3 separate regions of the Homo sapiens genome follow, and all the other regions are linked to region 1. The links are chromatin loops, found by intact Hi-C in ENCODE. Cell type or tissue: K562. All regions are shown on one strand.

Evidence for each region. Peaks named below come from ENCODE experiments on the same cell type or tissue, not always from the same donor. Only the 100,000 strongest peaks of a DNase experiment are listed, where the experiment ranks them.
Region 2: it touches region 1 in a loop (3-fold over the local background); 4 of 110 quality-filtered maps call a loop at or near these places.
Region 3: it touches region 1 in a loop (11-fold over the local background); 11 of 110 quality-filtered maps call a loop at or near these places.

The regions. Positions count from the first base shown.
Region 1 is chr11:74,697,785-74,705,784 of GRCh38, forward strand. CHRDL2 (chordin like 2) reads right to left here. Exons shown (of 11, transcript NM_001278473.3): 7 at 6,702-6,870; 8 at 5,521-5,715; 9 at 5,010-5,183. LOC124902713 reads right to left here and starts at 3,797. Exons shown (of 2, transcript XM_047427990.1): 1 at 886-3,797; 2 at 521-884. The coding sequence starts at 1,040. The coding sequence ends at 560. LOC124902714 (a long non-coding RNA gene) reads left to right here and starts at 6,865. Exons shown (of 2, transcript XR_007062777.1): 1 at 6,865-6,999; 2 at 7,625-7,794. RefSeq lists enhancers at 1-39, 1,876-2,376. In K562, CTCF peaks have their summits at 3,728 and 4,777 (motif pointing right); DNase peaks (open chromatin) are centred at 3,747 and 4,787.
Region 2 is chr11:75,245,473-75,253,472 of GRCh38, forward strand. No RefSeq gene overlaps it. Among named protein-coding and RNA genes, the nearest start is that of TPBGL, 8.7 kb to the left of the region's middle. In K562, CTCF peaks have their summits at 140 and 3,364 (motif pointing left); DNase peaks (open chromatin) are centred at 119 and 3,329.
Region 3 is chr11:74,867,130-74,875,129 of GRCh38, forward strand. All of the region lies in intron 10 of XRRA1 (X-ray radiation resistance associated 1), which reads right to left. Among named protein-coding and RNA genes, the nearest start is that of XRRA1, 78 kb to the right of the region's middle. In K562, a CTCF peak has its summit at 3,559 (motif pointing left); a DNase peak (open chromatin) is centred at 3,532.

The DNA of each region.
Region 1 (8,000 bases):
GAAGGAGGGAAAAAGGAAAGGAGGGCAGGAAGGGAGGAAGGAAGGTTGGCTGGCTCATGTGAACTGGTCACGCTTTTCTCAGGGCATAGAACATATGATAAAAATCAATAGGTGTGTTTATTCAGATACCAAAGAACTAGCAAGTGGCAGAGTTACAGTGGCTTGCCTGTGCCCTAGCCCTAACCAAGTACTTGACGTCCCCTGAGGAGGCCAAGCCTTTTCAAATGCCGTTCCCTCTGCTGGAATATCTTCTACTATTGCCTTCTATTTCTACTTTTTTTTCTTTTTTTTTTTTTTTGACGGAGTTTCACTCTTGTTGCCCAGGCTGAAGTACAATGGTATGATCTCAGCTCACTGCAACTTCTGCCTCCCGGGTTCAAGCGATTCTCCTGCCTCAGCCTCCTGAGTAGCTTGGATTACAGGTGCCCGCCACCACACCTGGCTAATTTTTTTTTTTTTTTGTATTTTTAGTAGAGACTGGGTTTTAGCATGTAAGCCATGCTAAACTCCTGACCTCAAATGATCCACCTGCCTTGGCCTCCCAAAGCACAAGCTGGGATTACAGGCGTGAGCCACTGCACCTGGCCACGACTTCTACTATTAGCACCAAATGAACTCCTACCTGTGCTCCAAGCCTTAGCTGGGAAGTCTTCCCTAATCCACCCGAGGCAATTCCTCCTTGGGGCACCCACAGCACCTGGCTTCCATCTGTGATTGTGCCTGTTTCTAATGTGCTCTCATTGTGTCTACTCCTGCTTCCTCTACCAGACTGGGGACTCCCAGAGGGCTCTCCTCTCTGGGTCCCTTGAGCCTGGCCCACATTTGGCATGTAGAATGAATGAATCCCTGGATGGATGGATGGATGGATGGATGGATAGATAGATGAACAAATACACACACACACACACACACACACACACACACACACACACACACACCCCACATACCCAGTCTAGGCCAGGCCCCAAGGGGGAATGAGGTATTAGCTGGATCCCCTGATGTTTGCATCTCATGGGGTGCTGGCCACTGGCACCACACATGGCTCTGAGGCCCTGAGCACATGGGCTGTGAGGCTGCACCAGCTGTTACCCACCAAGGTCTCTGGCCAGAAAGAACAGATGCAACCAGCAAGGCCTCTGCTAGGCCAGCACTGCCTTTAAGAAGACCAAGAACTGGCCCTGCTTATGGGAATCAGCGTGGGATTACCGCCAAGGGGAACAGAAAACCCTAATCCTGGGACTGAGTTCCAGGAATCAGGAAATGTCCAGCACTGTCCATGGACCCCCCCAGCCCAGATGCCAAGGACCAGGATATGGAAGAAACTCCAAAGGCCCAGGGATTATATCATAGCGGCAGGCAACAAGCATGAGATGAGATGGGGATGGGTCCTTCGGCACAGGCCTGCCACTGCATGCTCCCGAGTTACAGAAAAATTGGAGAGAAGGTGGCAGGGATGAGGGCGGGTTCCCACACTGTGGTCTGTAAAGCATTAAAGCATAATTGAAAGGACTGGGTCTCTGGCCTGGAATCAAGAGCTAGCCTGAGGGTCATGGTTGTGCCTCTTGCCCTTTGAAGGGCTGTGGCAGGTCTGAGGGCAGGTAGGCTCTGTGGATCCTCAAAGCAGAGCTGGCACCAATGGGCAAGTCCAGGGACACAGGATAGGCTCAGCTCAGTGTGAAGTCAGATGCCCTTTGGGCTGAGCAATTCACAGTGTTGGAAGTGTGTCACCTATCTGGAGTAGGAGTGGGGGTATGTACAGTCAGGTGCCAGATACCATCAAGCCATCAGGAGGCTGCAGGGGGGCTTCCTTCCTAGACAGGGCTTGGAATTGAGACCCCGACATCCTTTCTACTGTGAAACTTTAGAATCTAAAAGGCCCTTAACCCTAAGCCAACTATCTGGTTAGATTCCTGTGTCTGGGGCTGGCCCCTCGTGGTGTGGCCTCACCTAGCATCTGCCTGCTCACTTTGTTTCCGTTCCTTGGACTGGGGAAACAGTGAGTGGTTCCCACTGACAATCAACCCTGGGTAGTGTTTGTTTTAACTCCCACGGTCTGGGACAGGGAGGGAACAGGGAGGCTGATGGGGCATTTAGGCAACCCACAGGGTGAGGAGATGGGGTGCGGTTTGCTAGTGACAGGATGGCAGGGCCTGGCATTGTGAAGTTGTTTTTCCTTTTCTGCTGGGCCTGGTGACAATGAGATTGGCCATGAGCTATGCCCCCACTGTGCCATCCTGGCACACCTTGGCCATCCTCCCTAAAAGCACGAGGTCACCTCTGTGGAGGTGGCACTGGGGACAGTCAGAGCTGGATTTGAATCTTTGCTTTACTGCTTAAACTGTGTGACTTTGAGTAAGTCATTTGACCTCTCAGACTCAGTTTTCTTACCTGCAAAATGGGGGCATTAATACGTGCCCCTTAGGTTTCTTAAGAGGATTAAATGAGATACATTATACATAGTGCCTGCTACACACCAATCACAGAGCACAGGGCATATGGGCGTGAGCTCTGGAGCCAGCGTTTGAGGCTCTCACTGTCATCCTGGCTGCAGTGTACCCTTTTTGCCTCTTTATTTATTTACTTACTTATTTTAATTTTTAGTGACACTATCTGTTCATTGGCTCTTTACATCATTGAGGCCCATCCTTCACGAAGCCTTCCCTGACCAGCTCAGCTCCCAATAAGCTCCACTGCACCCAGGTCACTAAGCCTCCTAAGGACAGAGGCTGGGGCCTATTATGCTCCATGTCCCGGCACTTAGTTGGGGGCAGCGGAGAGAGAGAGGCCCAGAGTAAACATGTGGCCAAAACCTGCCCAGGGACTGATGGAATCTTTTTTTTATTATTATTATTATTATTATTTTTTTTTTTTTGAGACGGAGTCTCACTCTGTCACCCAGGCTGGAGTGCAGTGGCACGATCTTAGCTCACTGCAACCTCCTGGGCTCAAGTGATTCTCCTTCCTCAGCCTCCTGAGTAGCTGGGATTACAGGCGCCCACCACTATGCCTGGCTAATTTTTGTATTTTTAGTAAAGATGGGGTTTCACCATGTTGGCCAGGCTGGTCTCAAACTCCTGGGCTCAAGCGATCGCCCACCTTGGCCTCCCAAAGTGCTGGGATTACAGGTGTGAGCCACCAGGCCCAGCTGGGACTGATGGAATCTTAAGGCTCAAAAAATTTTAAGGGTTACTGAATCTAACTCCCCAGCTGCAGACGGAATCCCCACCAGCCCCTGCTTGCACGCTTCTCGTAAGTGGAGCTTGCTCCCTCCCTTCCACTGGCAGAAGCCTCTAAGTGTGACAAAGTTCTTCTTCTCTTGGAGCTGAAAGCTGCCTCTCTGCATTTCTCACCAACCTGATATGGTGGAATGAGAAGACTGATATTTTTAGTGCCTCGTGTATGTCAGGGGCTGCACCGATGTCATGTCATTTAATCCTCTAAAAACCCTCTTCCCCACTCTACAGAAGAGAAAACTGAGGCCCAGAGAGATCATGTGACTGCCCAAGGCCACACAGCTAAGATATAGCAGAGTCTGGATTCAAACTGGCAGAGTTAGGATTCGAACCCAAAGCCCCTGCTTGTTGTTTGACTCTTGCGGTCACTCAGAACACAGCTGCTCCCTCTGCCTGGGACAGCCCTTCAGAGCCACGAAGCCAGCAGTCCTGTCCCCCTGAGTCTTCTCTTCTCCAGGCTGAACAGCTCCACTTTCTTCGTCCATTCCTCCTACGACAGGGGGCAGAGTAGAGCAGGGAAAGAGCCGCATCTGACGCCACAAGACATGGGCTCTAGCTCCCGTCCTCCACTTACTGGCTGTGTGGCCTTGGGCCAGGTACTTCACCTCTCTGAGCCTCAGTTTCCTCATCTGTAAAATGGGGATAATAATATCTAACTCTCAGGATCGTTGAGGATCAAATGAGATAGTGAATGTGAAAGCACTTTGTAAACTCCAAAGTGCTACACACATTGGTTATTATTATCATTGTCATTTTTCTTATCATCATTCCCTCTTCCACCCCCACCCCGCCAGCCAAAACCATCAGTAGAGGAAAGGAACTTTAGAGCTAATTCACACTTAAAAGAGTTTAATTTGGATCATGGCTTAACAGTTCACTCTACCCAGAGGACTTATGTTTTACAAGAAAGGCCACGAAACTGAACTTTCAGCAATTTCCTTATCGATGAAAACCTGCTGGGTGTCGTGGCTCACGCCTGTAATCCCAGCACTTTGGGAGGCTGATGCCGGAGGATTGCTTGAGTCCAGGAGTTCCAGACTAGCCTGGGCAACATGGCAAAACCCCATCTCTACAAAAAAAATACAAAAATTAGCTGGGCGTGGTGGCTCATAACTGTGGTCCCAGCTACTCAGGAGGCTGAGATGGGAGGATCGTTTGAGCCCAGGAGAATGAGGTTGCAGTGGAGCCGAGATCATGCCACTGCACTCCAGCCTGGGTGACTGAGACCCTGTCTCAAAAAAAAAAAAAAAGTAGAAAAAACTCCTCTTGACCTTCAGTTGGTGATAGCAGCAGATTGTTGAAGAGGGTGGGTTTCTCACAGAATGAGAACTGTGGTTCTGATGTCCACTTACCTGGGAGTGATAAGATCCACCACCTTAAAAAGGCTGAACACAGCCAGCCTCCAGGCCCTCCTACTCTGAGGATGCTGTGAGGGCCCTCCTGCCTGAGAAGACCCCCGCTCCCAGTGCTAAAATCCTGCCATTAGACATCTGTCTATTTCTCCCTGCCTGGCTCCTCACAAGGTGCAACAGCGCCTTCCCCCCAGGAGAGGGAGCACTATCGAGCCTTGGCATTAGCAGGAGGAGCTTATCAGAATTGTAGAGAACCAGTCAGGCTCACTATCTTCCTGCATCTTGGAATCAGGGGCTCTTAAACCTGGCGGGGCAGCCAGAGGCACCTGATCAGCAAAACGTCCCTAAGGCCCCTGTGGGGTCTGGGGCACGGGAAGGGGGACTGGCCAGAGGTACACCCCACTGGGAGTGGGCCAGCACTCACCTTTTACCAGCTTCCAGAGGTAGATCTCCACCAAGTCCGAGGCCTCGTGTTCCAGGGCAAAGCGACGCAGGTTGTCTGGGCTTGGGGATACCGATGTGTGGACGAGGACCCGGCCCGGTGCCTTGGGACACCTGGTAGAACTGATCTCACTGTGGCCAGGGTCTGCTTTGTCCTCTGGAGAGACAAGAAGCTCATGAAGTGTTCAATAAACGTTGGCTGTACCTCTTCAAAGCTCTAATATTCTAAAATGTTGTGACTTCATGGAATCCGGAACATTACTGATTCTATGTTAACAACCTCTGAATCTATTATCCTGACACCGCATGGTTCTATCCATTTAATATTTTCATCTGACATTTTCCACTCCTGTGTGTCTGACATGCCCTGCATCCTGTGGCACCGATGCATGCCCTTCCATGTCTGAGATGCTCCAAGTGTCTGTGGCCCTGGGGAGAGAGACCCAGGGCTCACTCTGGCCAGCGCCCTCCTTGCTCCCAGTGCCCCTGTGTACCTGGGCAAATCTTGCAGCACTTCCCAGCCACTTTCTCGGGGTGACGGCAGGGGTACTCGGTGGGACAGGTCACACGCTGGCAGTCCTGGCGGCCATCCTCACAGGTGCATAGGATGCAGGGCAAGGGGCCGAAGGCACGGAAGGCCGGGTGCCACACCTCCCCGTGGGAGTACGTCTTCCCGCCATGCACACAGGCTGAATAAGGAGGGTGAGAAGGAAGGAGGATCAGGGCCTCAGACCTGGCCAGGGCCTCTGGTCCAGCAGCGGGTGGGGTGGGCCCTTGGGGAGCCCTCACTTTACCAGTCCTGCCTAGCCACACTGCCTGCAAAGCATAGGCCAGGGTATAAAACCTGTCCCCTCTCCCTGACACTGCCCACTGCAGCACTCAGAGCTGAGATGGGCCCAGAAGGAACTTACTGAAGATGAAGAGTCCTCCCTCACCCTTCAGGGCACTTCTGCGGGAGCAAGGAGAGTGCTGATCTTGTGGTAGGAGAACTGAGGTCAACTTTCGTCATCACCTGGTCATGTGAGCCCTGGCAGGTCCCTTTCCCCCCTCTGCCTCAGTGTCCCATCTGAACAAGGCAGGGCCAGGACTCAGTAGCCCCATAGCTCTTCCTTCTCCAGCCATCAGGGCACCCTGCAAGGAGGTCTCTTTTCTCCCCTTCTGTGGCCATGGCTGCCCATCTGGCCACCTTCTCTACTTCATCCCCACTGTCCTCCTGCAGCCTCGCTCTGCTCCCTCCTTCCTTTGTCAAAAACTGTCCCTCAGCACACTTCCTTATATTAAAGTCATTTATTTACTTGTCTGTCTTCCCAACTAGTCTATGAGCCCCTCAAGGGCAGAGACCATTTTCCATTTCCCATCTATCTGTTCTGTCTGCCCCTCTTCCCAGCAAAGACTCGGTAGATGCTAAAAAAAATCTTGTACTGTTCCAGAACTAGTTGTCTCTTACTCAATACTCTGAACCTCAGTGTCCTCATCTGTCAAATGGGGGTTTGAACCTGATGATCTTTAAGAGCACCCTCATTCAGTTTTGGCGTTCTCCGAGTCTACAAGCTCATGGCCAAGTTGGAATTAGGGAACTGCTGAGGAGAGGGTTCAGGGGGTTGGGGGTGGGAGGTGGGAGCAGTCAGGGCCCCCCTTCCCTGCCTCACAGATTGGAGGAGGGTCCAGTCCCCACCTTTCTTATGTTTCTCCTTCAGGACGATCTTGACAGTTGTGCTGCCTGCTCCCTTGGGTCTGAAGTGGCGAGGGATGAAGCTCAGAGGGGCGCTGAGGCCAGTGGGGGCTGGGGTGCCCGGGCCTCTCTTTCTCCCAGCATCACTGGAACATGGATCCTGAGGATGTCTCTGCAAATGGCAGGAAGGATGAAAGTCACTGACTGAGCATAGCAGGCCCCAGCTGGAGCCAGAACAGCAAGACAGGCTGCAGCAAGAGGCTGTGGGGAGACCCCAGCATGACTTCCCAGAGAAGAGAAGGTAGAGACCAGGGATAGAAAGATCTGGATGAGGTCTAAGATGTTTTCAGACAGTTCGATCTTTGAAAACTCTCAGAGGATAGTGATTTGGAAATCTGGCCTCCACGAAGCCCTTCTTGGGCCTTGTCAGAGCCAGGGGCCTTGGGGTTGGGGTGGGCAGAGGGTGCTGAGGTCTTGATCTGACAGACGTAACTGATCAGGGAGAACTTCATATTTGGGAAACAGAAGGTGAGCATGCAGTGAGGATGCACGGCAGGCAGTTCTCCTTTGCGGAGATTTAGTTGGTGGCTGGACAAGGGGATGGCCCTCTGAAGATGGCATCAGGCAGGCCCCAGAATCCCATGGGGCGTGAAGACCAAGAGCAGGCCCCATCCAGAGACAAAGGGTCTCTGAAGCTTAGGCTCTCTTTCCTGAACCCCTGGGATCCAAAACCCCCAGACCCTGTCCCTCCAGACCAGGTCTTGAGAGGGCTGTCAGTGACAGCAATAGGAGTGTGGCGAGGACAGCTCAGAGTTTGGGGACTGGGCAGCTCCCGGCCACAGGAGAGGAGCAAGTGGGCTTGGGGCAGGGACCAGAGCCTATTACCTCCCTCGCTGACCTGGAGCCACACACATTCCTTCTTCTAGAGCCCATTCCTGCCTGGTACAGTCCCTGCATCAGTTCTCCGATGGCCCAGAGCCTGAGCTCACAAGAGCTCCCAGAGTGGAAACTGTCCCAGGCCCCAGCACGGGCTCAGGCAGATAGGACACTCCTGGGAGATGTGTGTTGAGTGGAATAAAGGCAAGAGGGAATCAAACAGCTCAGTCTCCTAATGCTTGCTCCAGTCACCCAGCCCGTCAGTAAGTAGCTGATCAGAGCCTGGAACTCAGCCTGGGTGGGTTTCACTTACGCACTGCCTCCTAGGAAGAGGACAGGAAGGAAAGTGGAGGGAATGGCTTAGGTCCTGTGGTACCCTCAGCTCTCAGGTCTCAGGCCCCCACCTGAGAAGGCCTTGCCTGGGTG
Region 2 (8,000 bases), 550 kb after region 1:
ATCAGAAGTACCAACTTCTGCAAAGGTCTGGAGGCAGGAAGATCTCATTAGCCTGAGGATTGAAGGCCAGCAATGGCTGGGGGTAGGTAGGAGGATGCGTATGGGGTAGAATGGATCTACTACATTCACCACATTCTCCACTGGGAAGCGCTAGAGGGACCTCTGCCCTTGAAGGAAGAGTCAGGAAGGTAGAGAGGTGTGATGGGGGCACAGGCAACTGCACTGTGCCTCCTGCTTGTAAAGCCTGGTTGTTCCTTCCTTCTGCCCATCCTTTTTGTGCCTGGCCTCATGCTGGGCACTGGAGACACAGAGAGGAATCAAACCAACACCATGGCCAGATGAGGGCAGTGAGAGAAGGGAAGGGGAGGGGAGCCCGGAGAAGCCTTGCAGTAAAAAGTGAGATGGAGCAGCCGACTGGCCCTGCCCAGACTCCCTGACACCATCCACTCCAGACTCTTTCTCAGAAGTGCCAGGACCCCACTAAATGGCCAGCCTCCTCCTCTGATCACACACTGGGAGTGCTGTTGGAGTGTGAGGTGAGCAGAGGCCCAGAGGCCTGGGGCCTGCCTGCAGAAGCCAAATGACAGAGGAAGAAATCTACCTCTAGGATGTCCCCTTAAGGAGCAGGCATGGTAAAGAACAGGAGAGGAGAGGACAGGTGTGTATGACTGTCAGAAACGTGGGAGATGTGAAGCCAGCTGCACACCTGGAGAAATGTGGCAGACTTCCCAGGTTCTGTGACCTCAAAAACACTGTGAAATTGCCTTTCAAAGACGTCTCCTTGAGAAGCCTTTTGCTTCCAAGCCCCCTCACCTACTCACACCCTCAGACCTGGGCTGGGAACCAGGGAGGACCTAGCTAGAGTCGAGAGGACTGGGTTTGAGTCTGAACTCAGCACCTGACTTGTCATGTCACCTAGTCCTTAGCCAGAAATACCAGTTGAGACCCTACTATGTGCCAGGGTCTGGGGATTCAGCAGTGACCACAGCAGAACCAGCCCCTGCCTTCCTGGCCCAGCCTGACACTGTGGCCTCGGACACCCCTGCCTGCCTCTGGCTCCGGGTTCCTTCTGTCCAGGCTGGGGCTGGACTTGTGACCTCTAAAGGCACTGCCTGCTCTCCCTGAAGTCCATCTCCTTCTTCATTAAGCCGCTGCCTGGCAGACTCTCGGCCCTAATTTATGGGTATGGCCTTTCCCAGACTGGGAGAAGTGACGGGGGCAGTTAATATTCCTGTGCTAATAATACACTTGGCTGCCTTCTGAGTCCCCCCTCCACCCTTCACCCCTGCCTCACCACCCCCACCTGCTTCCCTCAGCACTGTCACAGGGCGATTTGCCAGGAGCTGGCCAGGCCCATGCAGACCCTCAACTAACCCTTCATTGGATGGGTGGGGAAACTGAGGCCAAGAGTATGCAGGAGCTCGTCCAGGTCACACAGATTGTCAGGAGCAGATCCCGAGCCCAGGATGCCCCAGGGCTACCCCTGCTCTGCCCTGGGTCTGAGCGTCTGGCAGAGCCACCCCGCCTCCTAACTTGCTATCTCCACCCTGTCAGTGCATCCAGGAGCCAGTCCCAAGCCTGAGGTAGCCTGAAGATGAAAATAAGAAAGTGAGCCGTAGAGGGTTGGAAGGACTCTTCAGCCTCTGTCAGCGGCTCCGGACAGGCCTCAGGAGCCCCATGCCAGCATCTTGCAGGCAGCGGCCCTGCTGGGAGTTATGTCTCCCCTCCCTGAGAGGAGAAAGGGGCTTGTCTGGACCTCCAGGCTCTGAGGTCCCAGGCATTAAACTCATTCTTCCTGAGCTTCTATCATCTGAGCATGAGGCTCACCTGGATGAACCAGATCCTGCTCCTGTTCTCGATCAAGATGGTGACCACACACACAGGACACTGTGATCATGGAAGCACAGGGATCCCAGGGAGGCCCCTAACTTAGGGGATCATCCAAGCTGGCAAACTCGGGAGTGAAAGGGGCCACTATTAATCATTACATTGGAGCAAGAATAAACTAGGACTGGCTGGGTGCAGTGGCTCACGCCTGTAATCCTAGCATTTTGGGAGGCCGAGGTGGGTGGATCACCTGAGGTCCGGAGTTCAAGACCAGCCTGACCAACATGGTGAAACCCCGTCTTTACTAAAAATACAAAAAATTAGCTGGGCGTGGTGGCACATGCCCACTCGGGAGGCTGAGGCAAGAGAATCGCTTGAACCCTGGAGGGGAGGTTGCAGTGAGCCGAGATTGTGCCATTGCACTCTAGCCTGAGCAACAAGAGCAAAAGTCTGTCTCAAAAAAAAAGAAGAAGAAGAAGAAGAACTAGGACTGTACCAAGATGCTGGGCCCTGGACTTCAATGACTTTTGACAAGACCTGGAGAGAAAAGAAAAAGTACTAGACTGCTAGACAAGACCAGCAAATCTACCAGCAATAAATAACGAATACACTCCCCTTCTTTGAACCCTATTTTCCAGCTGCACCAAACTATGGGGATGTTAGTAATAGGGCCCAGCTCTTCCATGCCCTGTGCCTTTGCTCACACAGTACCCTCTGTCTAGGATGCCTTCCCCAACACAGGGAGCACTCAAGACAGCCCAGGAGTCCCCCAGTCTTTATGACCCCGCTGTCTTTCTCCTACTGCTGTACCACCCAGAGCTTTCTTTCTACGGACTGGTTTCCTTGCCTCTTGTCTGCACCAGACCAGAAGCTCCCACAGGACAGAGGCCAGACCCAGTCACTTTAAGTCCCCAGTCAGGGTGCACAGAGATTTGTGAACGCTCTCCCAGCCCCTGCCCCCACAGAAATACAAAACACAGAGGAAGAAGCATCACGCAGGACTCTGTGGCCTACCCCTCTGCACGTTGAATGGGTGCTTCCTTTGACTCCCACAACCCCCCCATCATTAAACTGGGGTTTCGATTATATAAGATCCCAGGATGGCTGACTCCGTTGTCTACAAAGTGAGCGAGCAGAAAGAAAATGCAGTTTTAGAATATGTGGTCATGCAAAACACAATTTAGTCTTAGCCTCTTAACTTTGGCACTGATTTATTTGTTTATTTATTTATGAGGTCGGCCTCTGTCACCCAGGCTGGGAATGCAGTGGCGTTATCATAGCTCACTGTAACCTTGTACTGCTGGGCTCAAGCAGTCCTCCCGTCTCAACCTCATAAAGTGCTGGGATTACAGGCATGAGCCACCGCGCCTGGCTAACTTTGGCTTTTTAATACAATTACAACTTCTGGCCCTGCGTTTGGGATCTTTGTCCAGGGCTCTGTTTGGGCAGCCCCTGCTACTGGCTTAGTCTTGGTTCCTCCCCACAGGGAGCTGCAGCGACATCTATTGGCCGATCCGTGTGGGAGCCGAGTCAGCTTTAACTTTTCTTGGTATACATGCGTCATCTGCTGGTGGAGATGGGAAAGTGCCTTTCTTCGTTCAGTCAACAATCCAACAAGTATGTAAGTGCCTGCTGTGTGCCAAGCACTGTGCTAGGAAGATGAGGATACAATTTTAAAGAAAACTAGAGCCGGGTGTGGTGGCTCAGGCCTCTAATCCCAGCACTTCGGGAGGTCGAGGCCGGCGGATTGCTTGACCTCAGGAGTTTGAGACCAGCCTAGGGCAACATGGCGAGACCCCGGTCTCTACAAAAAATGCAAAAAATAGCTGGGCGCAGGGGCGCCCTCCTGTAATCCCACCTACTTAGGAGGCTGAGACGGGAGGATTGCATGAGCCTGGGAGGTGGAGGTTGCAGTGAGCCGAGATCATGCCACTGCACCCCAGCCTGGGCAGCAGAGTGAGACCCCATCTCAAAAAAAGAAAAAAGAAAAAGAAAAGAAAGAAAACCAATAAGATCTCTGTCCTTATAAAACAGTAATAGTAAAAACTAACACATACAGAATTTACTATGTGCCAGAGATTGTTCTAGGTACTTTATATATATTAATCCATCTTGTCCTGATGACAATTCTGTGAAGCAGTTATTCTTATTCCTACTTCACAAATGAGGAAACTAAGGCACGTAGAGATGAATAATTTGCTCAAGATCACACTCCTAATAAGAGGCCAAGTTAGGCTTAGAACTCAGGCTCTGCTCCAGAGCCCTCTTCTTATTTAGACCATAAACAAGCACGATACTTATGAGGGAAATAAGCAGGGTAATGTGAGAGTGAGTGACAAGGAGAGGTCTCCTTTGAGTGGGGTAAGTCATGAAAGACCCCTCTGAGGGCGACCTACCCTGAAGAATGGGAAGGAACAAGCTATGCAGAGAATCTAGGAAAAGTTAATCCAGGCAGAAGCAGCAGCGAGCACAAAGGTGCTGAGACCAAATACTCAAACATCAGGTGGAAGGCAAGTTCTGGCCACTCTACTCCTACACCTCCCCACACTGTCCTTAGACTCATTCCCCACCTGGTCGCAGCTTGGACTTCTCTCATCTGCATCCCTGCCCCAGCTTCCTCCCTGTTCCCCCAGCCTGCAGCCCCCCTCTCTGGTCCCACACTGCAGCCCACACTGCAGTGAAAATGCGTGAATCTGATCCCTCTCCTTACTCTGCCTAAAACCTGTCCCACTGTCTTCTGGATAAAAACAAAGATCTTTGAGGCCAGGTGCAGTGAGTGGCTCACACATGTAATCCCAACACTTTGGGAGACTGAAGCAGAAGGATCAGAGGACAGGTGTTGGAGACCAGGCTAGGCGATATAGCAAGAACTCATCTCTACAAAAAACAAACAAACAAACAAACAAACAAAAAGCTTTTTTTTTTTTTTAACTGATTATCTGTAACTTCCACCCACTAATCAAATCTCCTGCCAGCTTTTCCAGCTCCCTTCACTCTTGTCACTCCAATGTGGTTATAGTTGCCTGAAGGCCCCAGCTTGTCTCACCCTGAGCCTCCCTGTGTGCTGTTTCTTCTACCTGGAAGGTCTGTAGCCCCTCCTTGCCTACCTAATTCCCTTTTTACCCTTAAAAACTCAGTTCAAGACCAGGTGGGGTGGCTCACACCTGTAATCCCAGCACTTTGGGAGGCCGAGGTGAGCGGATCATCTAAGGTCAGGAGTTCGAGACCAGCCTGGCCAACATGGTGAAACCCCGACTCTACTAAAAATACAAAAATTGGCTGGGCATGGTGGGTGTGTGCCTGTAGTCCCAGCTACTCAGCAGAAGAATCACTTGAACCCGGGAGGTGGAGGTTGCAGTGAGCAGAGATTGTGCCACTGCACTCCATCCTGGGCTACAGAGTGAGACTCCGTCTCAAAAAACAAAAAACAAATAACAAAAAACAAAAACTCAGTTCAAGCATTTCGTCCTCTTGGAAGCTGCCTATTTCTCATCTTGGCCACTCTGGCTAAATGTGAGACCTCTCCTTAGGTGCTCTCATGGCACGCTGTGACTACACAACAGGCCCCCTCTGCAATACTCCTCATCAGCAATTCCAAACCTTTAGCATCATGCCTTATCCCCCAATTAATCTGTAAGCAATTTGACTGAAGGGATTGTCTTTTTTTTTTTTTTTTTTTTTTTTTTCTGAGACTGAGTCTCGCTCTATCGCCCAGGCTGGAGTGCAGTGGCGCAATCTCGGCTCACTGGAACCTCCACCTCCCCGATTTAAGAGATTCTCATGACTCAGCTTCCAGAGTAGCTGGGATTACAGGCGCCCACCACCATGCCCAGCTAATTTTTGTATTTTTAGTAGAGACAGGGTTTCACCTTGTTGGCAAGGCTGGTCTCGAACTCCTGGCCTCAAGTGATCCGCCCACCTCCGCCTCCCAAAGTGCTGGGATTACAGGAATGAGCCACTGCACCCAGCCAGGATTGTCTCATTTAATCTTAGTGTCTTCAGGGCCAGCAGAAGCCCCAACAAATGGTACATGCCCAGTAAATATCGTTTGCAGTTGTGAGCTGTAAATTGCTCCATTTCTTTTTATTGAAATTTATACAAAGTCCACTCTTTTTGGCATACAGTTCTATGAGTTTTGACAATTAAGATATAGAGTGTTCCATTGCCCCCCAAAATCCCTCTTCATAGCAGCCCTCCCCCCAAGTCCAGCCATTGGCAACTACTGCTTTGTTTTCTGTCTCCATCGTTTTACCTTTGACACAGTGTCATATAAGTAGAATCATACATGTTTGTCCTTTTAAATCTGACTTCTTTCACTTAGCATAATGCAGTAGAAACTCATCCATGTTGTAGGTATCATTATAGTTTGTTCATTTTTATTGCTGCGTAGTATTCCATCATATGGTTGTACAATCATTTATCCATTCAATAGCTGAAGAGCATTTGGGTGGTTTCCAGTTTTTGACAACTATGAATATAGCCACTGTAAACATTCATGTACAGGTTTTTGAAGGAATGTCACTTTTTATTTCTTTCTTTATTTTATTTTATCTTTTGAGAAAAGATTTCTCTCTGTTGCCCAGGCTGGAGTACGGTGGTACAAACACAGCTCACTGCAGCTTTGAACTCCTGGGCTCAAGCGATCCTCTTTCTTCAGTCTCCTGAGTAGCTGGGATCACAGGCATACACCACCATGCCTGGCCAATTTTTTCCTTTTTTGTAGAGACAGGGCCTCACCATATTGCTTAGGCTGGTCTTAAACTCCTAGGCTCAAGCAATCCTCCCACTTTGGCCTCCCAAAGTGCTTGGATTATAGGCATCAGCTACTGCACCCAGCCACTTTTTCTTTGAAGAGTGGAACTGCTGAATATTATAGTGAGTATGTTCAAATTTATTATAAGAAACTTCCACATTGTTTTCCAAAGTGTCTGTACCATTTTGCATTTCCACTAGCAGTGTATGAGAGTTCTAGTCCCTCTCCATCTTTGCCGAAACCATTTGTTGAAAACAACAACTGAATTTCCTTTGTGCCTTCGTTGAAAATCAATTGACCACCTATGTGCAGGTCTATTTCTGAATTCCCAGTTCTGTTCCATTGATATAGGTGTCTATTCTTTCACCACTGCCACACTGTCTTGATTACTGTAGCTTTCTAGTAAGTCTTCAGACCAGATAGTAGAGTCCTTCAACTTTGTTCTTCTTTATAAAAATTGCTTGGCTATTCTAGATTTTTTACCTTTCTATATAAATTTGGAATCAGTTTCTCTATGTCTTTAAAAGAAAATCCTACAGAGGTCTTGATTTGTATTGTATTGAATCTACTGTCACTTTGAGGAAGATTGACATAACAATATTGAATCTTCTTAGCTGTGAACATGGTATAGCTCTCAGTTTATTTGGGCCTATTTGATTTCTTTCATCAGTACTTTTTACTTTTCAGCATAGAGATTGTGCACATATTTTGTTAGGTTTGTATCTGAGTATTTCAGTTTCGGGTGCTGTTATAAATGGCATCATCTTTTAAATTTCTATTTCAGTTGTTGCATGTTACTCTACAGAAGTACAGTGGATTTTTGTGTGTTAATCATGTTTCCTGCAATCTATCTAAACTCAGTTATTATTTCTAGTAGCTATTTTTTTGCAGATTTCTTAGGATTTTTAATGTAGATAATCAAGATGTCTGTGAATAGAAACCATTTTCATTTTCTTTTTTTAGAGACGGGGGTCTCTCTTTGTTGCCAGGCTGCAATGCAGTGGTGCAATCATAGCTCACTGCCACCTCTAACTCTTGGGCTTGAGGGATCCTCCCACCTCAGCCTCCCAAGTAGCTAGAATTACAGGCATGCACCACGGTGCCTGACTAATTTTTAAATGTTTTTGTAGTGATGGGGTCTTGCCATCTTGCCCAGGTTGGTCTCAAACTCCTGGGCTGAAGTGATCCTCCTGCCTTGGCTTCCCAAAGTGCTGGGATTACAGTTATTTAGCCTCTGTGCCTGGCCTTATTTTATTTCTTCTTTATAATCAGTAGGCCTTTTCTCCCTTTTTCTTGTCTTATTGCACTGGCTAGGACGTCTAGTATAATGTCAAATAGGAGTGGTGAGAGTAGTCATCCTTGCCTTGTTCCCAATTTTAGAGGAAACGTATTAAGTCTCTCACCATAAACTATGTTAGTA
Region 3 (8,000 bases), 170 kb after region 1:
CAGATGAGAAAGAACCAGACAAGAACTCTGGCAAATCAAAAAGCCAGAGTGTCTTTTTACCTCCAAATGACCACACTAGTTCTCCAGCAATGGTTCTTAAACAGGTTGAAATGACAGAAATGGAATTCAGAATATGGATGGGAATGGAGATCACTGACATTCAGGAGAAAGTTGAAACCCAATACAAGGAATCTAAGGAATAAATAAAATAATATGGGAGATGAAAGATGAAATGGCCATGTTAAGAAAGAAGCAAAGTGAGCTGATACAGCTGAAAAGCTCACTTTAAGAATTTCAGAATACAACTGCAATGTTAACAGCAGAATCAACCAAGCTGAGGAAAGACTCAGAGCTGAAAGACTGGCTCTTCAAAATAACTCAGTCAGACCAAAATAAAAAAATAGTAAGGAAGAATGAGCAAAACCTCTGAGAAATATGGGATTATGTAAAGAGACCAAAAATATGACTCATTGGTATCCCTGAAATGCAAGGAGAGAAAGCAAGCAATTTGGAAAACACATTTCAGGTTATCATGCATGACAATTTCCCCAACTTTGCTATAGAGGCCAACATTCAAATTCAGGAAATGCAGAGAACCCCTGTGAAATACTACACAAGAAGACCATCCCCAAGAAACATAGTAATTGGATTCTCCAAGGTCAAAATGATAGAAATGTTAAAGGCAGCTAGAGAGAAAGGACAGGTCACCTACAAAAAAAAACCCATCAACTAACAAACAGCAGACCTTTCAGCACAAACCAGAGGAGAATGGGGGCCTATAGTCAATCTTTTTTTTTTTTTTTTTTTCTGAGACAGAGTCTTGCTCCCGTCATCCAGGCTGGAGTACAATGGTGCGATCTTGGTTCACTGCAACCTCCGCCTCCCAGGTTCAAGTGATTCTCATACCTCAGTCTCCCAAGTAACTGGGATTACAAGCATGCGTCACCGCACCTAATTTTTTGTATTTTTAGTAGAGACAGGGTTTCACCATATTGGCCAGTCTGCTCTTGAACTTCTGGCCTCAAGTGATCCACCTGCCTCAGCTTCCCAAAGTGCTAGGATTACAGGTATGAGCCACTGCGCTGGGCTCAACATTCTTAAAGAAAAGAATTTCCAACCAAGAATTTCATATCCAGCCAAGCTAAGCTTTGTAAGTGAAGGAGAAATAAGATCCTTTTCAGACATGCAAATGCTAAGGGATTTCATTACTATCCGACCAGATATGCCTTACAAGAGGTCTTGAAGGGAGTGCTAAACTTGGAAAGAAAAGACTGTTACCGGCCACTACAAAAACACACTTAAGTAAATAGACCATTAACACTATAAAGCAACCACATGAACAAGTCTGCATAATAATGAACAAATCCTCACATATCAATATTAACTTTGAATATAAATGAGCTAAATGGCACAGAGTGATCAGTTGAATAAAGAAGCAAGACCTGATGGTATGCTGTCTTCAAGAGACCCATCTCACATGTGATGACACCCATAGGCTGAAAGCAAACGGATGGAGAAAAATCTACCAAGCAAATGGAAAAGAGAAAAAAAGCAGGGGTTGTTGAAATTATTCTAAACTCAGACAAAACAGACATTAAACCAACAAAGATTAAAAAAAAAAAGACAAAGAAGGATATTATATAATGGTAAAGAGCTCAATTCAACAAGAACTATCCTAAATATATATGCATCCAACAGAGGAGACCCAGATTCAAAAAGCAAGTTGCTTTTAGAGACATATAAAGAGACTTGGATAAACATACGATAATTGTGCAGGACATGAATACCCCAATAATAATATTAGATCATTGAGGCAGAAAACTGACAAAGATATTAATGACCTGAACTCAATACTTGACCATATGGACCCAATTGACATCTACAGAACACTCCACCCCAAAACAACAGAATATACATTCTTCTCAGCTGCACATGGCACATATTCTAAAGTCAACCACACAATCAGATATAGAACAATCCTCAGTACAATTTTAAAAAAAAATGAAATCATACTAACCACACTCTTGGAGCACAGCACCATAAAATAGAAATACTAAGAAAATTGCTCAAAACCATATAATTACATTGAAATAAACCTGCTCCTGAATGACTTTTGGGTAAATAATGAAATTAAGGGAGAAATCAAGATATTCTTTGAAACTAAAGGAGAACAAAGAGGCAACATACTGATACAGGAGGTAGAAAGAAATTATTTAGGCAGATAGGGTAAAAGAGTCCTCAGCAAAGCTTCCCTTTTAGCAAGAAGCAGCCCAAGAAATTATTTTTTTCTAACAAAGAGCAGCCTGAAAAACTGAGCTGAAAACATAGATAAGCAAGCTGGAAGTTTGCATGGGGGAATGCCAGCAGTTGTGCCAATAGAAAAGGGCTACCTGGGAGCCAGGCATGTCCAACATGGAGGCTCCATCTTTTCTTTTTTTGTTAATATGTGTACAGTAAAGGGATGGGCAACATGGTGCAGGCCAGGCAGAGGACCTGCCTGCATATTAGAAGATTAGTATGGGGGCGACCATTTTTTTGTGCCCTATGCAAATGACAAACCTAGTTCTAATGAGTTTTTCATACCCTATGCAGATGGCACACCTGGTCCAACCAATCTTTCACACCCTATGTAAATCAGATACTGCCTCCTCATCAGGCACCTATAAGAGCCCCTGCATTTAACCACAGATCTGACAAGCCATTTCTCTGGGATCCCCCTCTCCAGCAGAAAGCTATTCTCTTTCACCTATTAAACTTCCACTCTTAACCTCACTCTTTGTGTGCCCAGGTCCTTGATTTCCTCAGCCATGAGACAACAAACCTCGGGTATCACCCCCAACAATGAGGCCACTTCATTGTGGGGCCCATCTGGGATCCAAGGTAGATTCATCAGAAGGGTGAGTATAGGAGCAGACCCCAAATCTTTACTTTCATTTTGGGGCCTTCTGCCCTCCATTTTAAAATAAAACCAAAAACATTCGGTGTCTGATGGCCACCTAGATGCCCTTAGGGAATGCCACCCATCTCAAGACTTAGACAACAGGCTTGCTCGGGAGAACTTAGTGAATCCCTCGGTACCCTCAGGGTGCTGGGAATGTTGACTGTGTTTCAAACCAGTTTCCTTTCATGGAGAGCCTAGCTATTGCATGGGGCTGGAAGAGGTCCAGAGGCAACTGATAGTTCCTGGCCAGGGCTACACCCAGGTGTTACCCGAAGGCTTCTGGATTAACCTCAGACTCTGACTGCCCACTGAGCATCAGTAACAGGATCTCCAAGCTTTTCCTATTGCATTTTTCCTTCTTTCCTGTCGACTGCCATGTCTCCTATCCCCTCTCTGTATGAAATGCTGTGGGAATTTTTACACTTCAGGGAAATAATCCTGTTAGATAGCATCAGCAAATGCCATAGTAACCAGGAATATAATGCAAAGGATTGCCATTTTTGTGATTTTCTAGGAATAGAAAGGATCTCCCTTTCCCTGGCAGTGAGCATCTCTCTCCCCGCTTGCTCTGGAGATCACATGGTATTTCAAGGTCTACAGCACCACCTAGTGGAATAGAAATCCTCTCCATGAGGTACCTTGTCAGCCCTTTGCCTAAACACTCTAGTTTTCCAATTCTCCTCCCCTTTTGTACTCCTCTACTAGAGGCCAGGCTTTATGCTCCTTCTGTGAATGGGAAAACTCAACAATGAGGAGGAAAATGCCCTCCAAAACCAAATTTTAGTTTTGATATTGTCCCATCAGCAGGAAAACCACCATTCAGTTCCTACATTCTTTTAAGGCACTTATTCTGCCTCTCATTAAAATGGTACTTAAATAGTAAGGGGATGTAATGTCTTAAAGTTAACCAGAACCACTGCCTAACAATAAATATTTTAGTCCAGGCCATAATAGCAGTATAGAGCTCAACCCAGTACACTCTCTCCATTAAAGGGCCTTGCAAATACAACTGTTATATAGTCTTTCCCAAGAGCCATCTATCAGGTAGCCACATAGATCACAGAAGTTAGGAAGTCAAAGGGAAATCACCAGTGGAGGATTAGAGTTGCATGGGTGAGTGTGACTAAATCCATCACTTAGCTTCTCTAGATCCATGCCTGAGGGACATGCCTGCATCCAAGAGTAGCACCTTTTAACAGATGCCGAGGCTCAGGGAACCAAGAAGGGAAAACAGTTGGGGGATGCTCCCATTGTCTTCCTGTCTACCTTGGGCCATTCTAAAGGAAGGAGGGGAATAAGGGACTCCTTGTCTCCCCTAGCTTTCTAGCCATCTTTAGCCTGCACCCCGCTCAAGTGCATTCTGAAGCACTGAGACTCCTTTAATCCTGAAACTGCTTTTGCACAAGGGCATGGCCTTCTTACTAGACCTTTGCATGCACTGGACAATCAACCAAGCTCTTTTAGCAGTCATATCAGGCAATCCAAAAGGTAATGATTCCCCAAAACTAAAAAAGCAACTTCAGGCAGCTATTGAGTGTCCCGGCTCTTCCTGTCCCCCTTATTTAGGGCCCCCTCCAACTGTGCCATCAGCTCCTCTAGTTCCACTATCTCCAAAATTCCCCACTCCCCCAGCTTCACTCTTACCCCTGCAGGAAATGACCAATGGAGGTGATGCCACTAGGGTTCAAGTTCCTGTCTCATTGCATGACCTTAGGCAAATAAAGGGATACTTAGGCTGATTTTCTGATGACTCCGATAGGTATAAAGAAGCTTTCCAAAATTTAACTCAGGTGTTTGACCTCTCATGGAGAGATGTTATGCTGCTCCTAAGCCAAACCCTAACCGCAGCTGAAAAGCAGGCAGCTCTGCATGCATCAGAGAAATTTGGAGACAAGCAGTATGTTTCTTACAGTAGGCCAAAAAGGAAAAGAGAAAATAGGGAAGGTGAAGAGATAGGGGAACCATCATTCCCAGTAGAGAAGAGAGGCAGTACCTCTTGACAACCCTGATTTGGAACCCTGATGACTCCACAAATGAATGGAAAAGGAAACACTTATTAATGTGCATATTGGAGGGCCTATAAAGAACTAGGAGAGCCAAACCTCTTCATTACTCTAAACTGTCCAAGATAAACCAAAAGCCAGATGAGAATCCTGCAGCCTTTATGGAAAGGCTGAGAGAAGCACTAATAAAACACACCTCCTTATCCCCTACTCAGTCAAGGGACAGCTAACCCTCAAGGACAAGTTTATTATACTGGCAGCTCCCAATATTAGAAGGAAACTGTAGAAGCAGGCTATAGGACCAGATAGCACCTTGAAAAACCACTTGAGGGTGGTTACCTTGGTCTTTCATAATAGGGACCAGAAGGCGGCCCTGGAGAAAGAGAGGAAACGCGAGAGAAGGCAGAGGCTCTAGTAGCTGCTTTGCAAACTTGCAAAGTCCAGGATCCCCAAGGTGTATCCATTAGTTGCTACCAGTGTGGCAAGTCAGGGCACTTTAAGAAGGAGTGCCCAGGCAGCAAGTAGAAGCCACCCCAACCATGTCCAGCCAGTGGTTGGGACCACTGGAGATCAGACTGCCCCTGGAGATGGAGGTCACTGGGTTCAGAACCAGTCTCACAGATGGTCCAACAGGACTGTTGGGTCCTGGGGTTCAGACCCCTGGCTCCAGCAGCTGAAACTGTCATTACTGCACAGGAGCCCCAGGTGATTCTGAAAATTGAAGGAAGGAAGGAAGGTGGACCTTCTTCTAGACATTGGAACCAGCATCCCTCTTCTCCCTAATCCCCTTTTCCCATAGCATGACCATGATGGGCATCTCAGGTAAAGTTCTAACCTGATATTTTTCTCAACCCCTTAGTTGTAGTTGGGAGGACCTATTATTTACTCATGCCTTCTTACTCATGCCTGAAAGTACCACTCCTTCATTAGGCAGAGACATTTTAGCTTGCATGGGGGCCAGCATCCTTATAGCCCCAAGACAAACTCTTTGTTTCCCCCAGGTGGAAGCTATTATTAATCCAGAAGGGTGAGCAACTCAAGGAAAAATAGGCCAGTTCAGATCCATCTTAAGGATCCCACTGCTTTTCTTAACCAGAGACAATATCCCCTAAAGCCAAGGCTAGGAAGGGGCTAGAAGCCATTATTAATAACCTGAAAATGCAGGGCCTCCTCGAACCTTGTAGCAGCCCCTGCAACACCCCAATATTAGGAGTGCAAAAACCCAATGGAGAATGGAGACTAGATCAGATCCTCCACATCATTAATAAGGCCATAGTTCCAACTCATCCAGTGGTCCCTAATCCCTATACTTTGCTAACCCAAATACCTGAGGGAACTAAATGGTTCAGTCCTAGATCTAAAGGATGCCTTTTTCTATATAGCGTTACATCCTGACTCTCAATACCTGTTTGCCTTCGAAGATCCCTCTGGCCAGATGCCCAGTTAACATGGACAGTGCTGCCTCAGGGATTTTGAGACAGTCCCCACTTGTTTGGACAGGTACTGTCAAAGGACCTCTCTGAGTTTTCCCATCCTCAGGTCAGGGTCTTGCCATATGTAGATGACATACTGTTTTGTGCCCCAACTGAGGAAGCATCTCAGGAAGGCAGTGAAGCTCTTCTTAATTTCTTAGCCAACAGAAGATATAAGGTTTCAAAATCTAACATCAAGCTTTGCCAAACCTCAGTGAAGTACCTGGGTGTAGTGTTGTCTGAAGGGACCAGAGCATTAGGGGAAGAAAGGAGTAAGCCAATTTCCTCCTTCCCCCTCCCTAAAACCTTCAAGCAACTAAGAGGATTTGGGGGCATTACAGGATTCTGCAAACTCATCTTGGTATGGTGAGATAGTTTACCCCCTATATCACCTCATAAAAAAAACTCAAGGCCAGGCACGGTGGCTCACACCTGTAATCCCAGCACTTTGGGAGGCCGAGGTGGGCGGATCATGAAGTCAAGAGATCAAGACCATCCTGGCCAACATGGTGAAACCCCGTCTCTACTAAAAATACAAAAATTAGCTGGGCATGGTGGCACACGCCTGTATTCCCAGCTACCCAGGAGGCTGAGACAGGAGAATCGCATGAACCCGGGAGGTGGAGGTTGCAGTGAGCTGAGATCACGCCACTGCGCTCCAGCCTGGGTGACAGCAAGACTCCGTCTCAAAAAAAAAAAAAAAAAAAAAAAAAAAAAGAAAGAAACTCAAGTGGCTAAAACTCATTTCCTAACCTGAGAACCTGAAGCTCAAAAGGCCTTTAATTAGTTAAAACAAGCCTTACTTAAGGTACCAGTCCTCAGCCTTCCCATAGGGAGGGTCTTCAATCTTTTGTATCAGAAAGGAAGGGAATGGCCCTGGGAGTTTTAACTCAAGCCCGAGGACCAGCTCAACAGCCAGTGGGCTCCCTAAGTAAGGAACTTGATTTGGTGGCTAAAGAATGGCTATCATGCCTCTGAGCCATTGCCAAAGTGGCCCTACTGATACCAGAGGCCACCAAATTAACCCTGGGAAATAGCTTAACTGTTTATACCCCACATAATGTAGCACGATTGCTGTCCTCTAAGGGATGCCCTTGGCTAACAGAAAGCTGACTCCCTAAATATCAGGCTCTGATATTAGAAGGGTCTACAATCCAGTTAAAAACTTGCTCTTGCCTAAACTCAGCCACTTTCCTCCCCAAGGAAACTGAGGAACCTGAACATGACTGTGAACAAGTTGTGGTACAGACCTATGCAGCCAGGGAAGCTCTCAGGGAAACTTCCCTAGAAAATCCAGATGGGACGCTCTTCACAAATGGAAGTTCCTTTGTGGAACAAGGAGTCTGTAAGGTGGGATATGCAATGTACACTCTGAATGACATTGAAAGTGCACCCCTCTCCCCAGGCACAAGCATTCAACTAGCTGAACTGATAGCTCTTACAAGAACACTTGAATTAAGCAAGGGAAAGGTAGCTAACATTTACACAGAATCCAAGTATGCTTTCTTAGTTCTTTATGCTCATGCTGCCATTTGGGAGGAAAGACACTTTCCTACTACTAAAGATAACCTATAAAATACCATC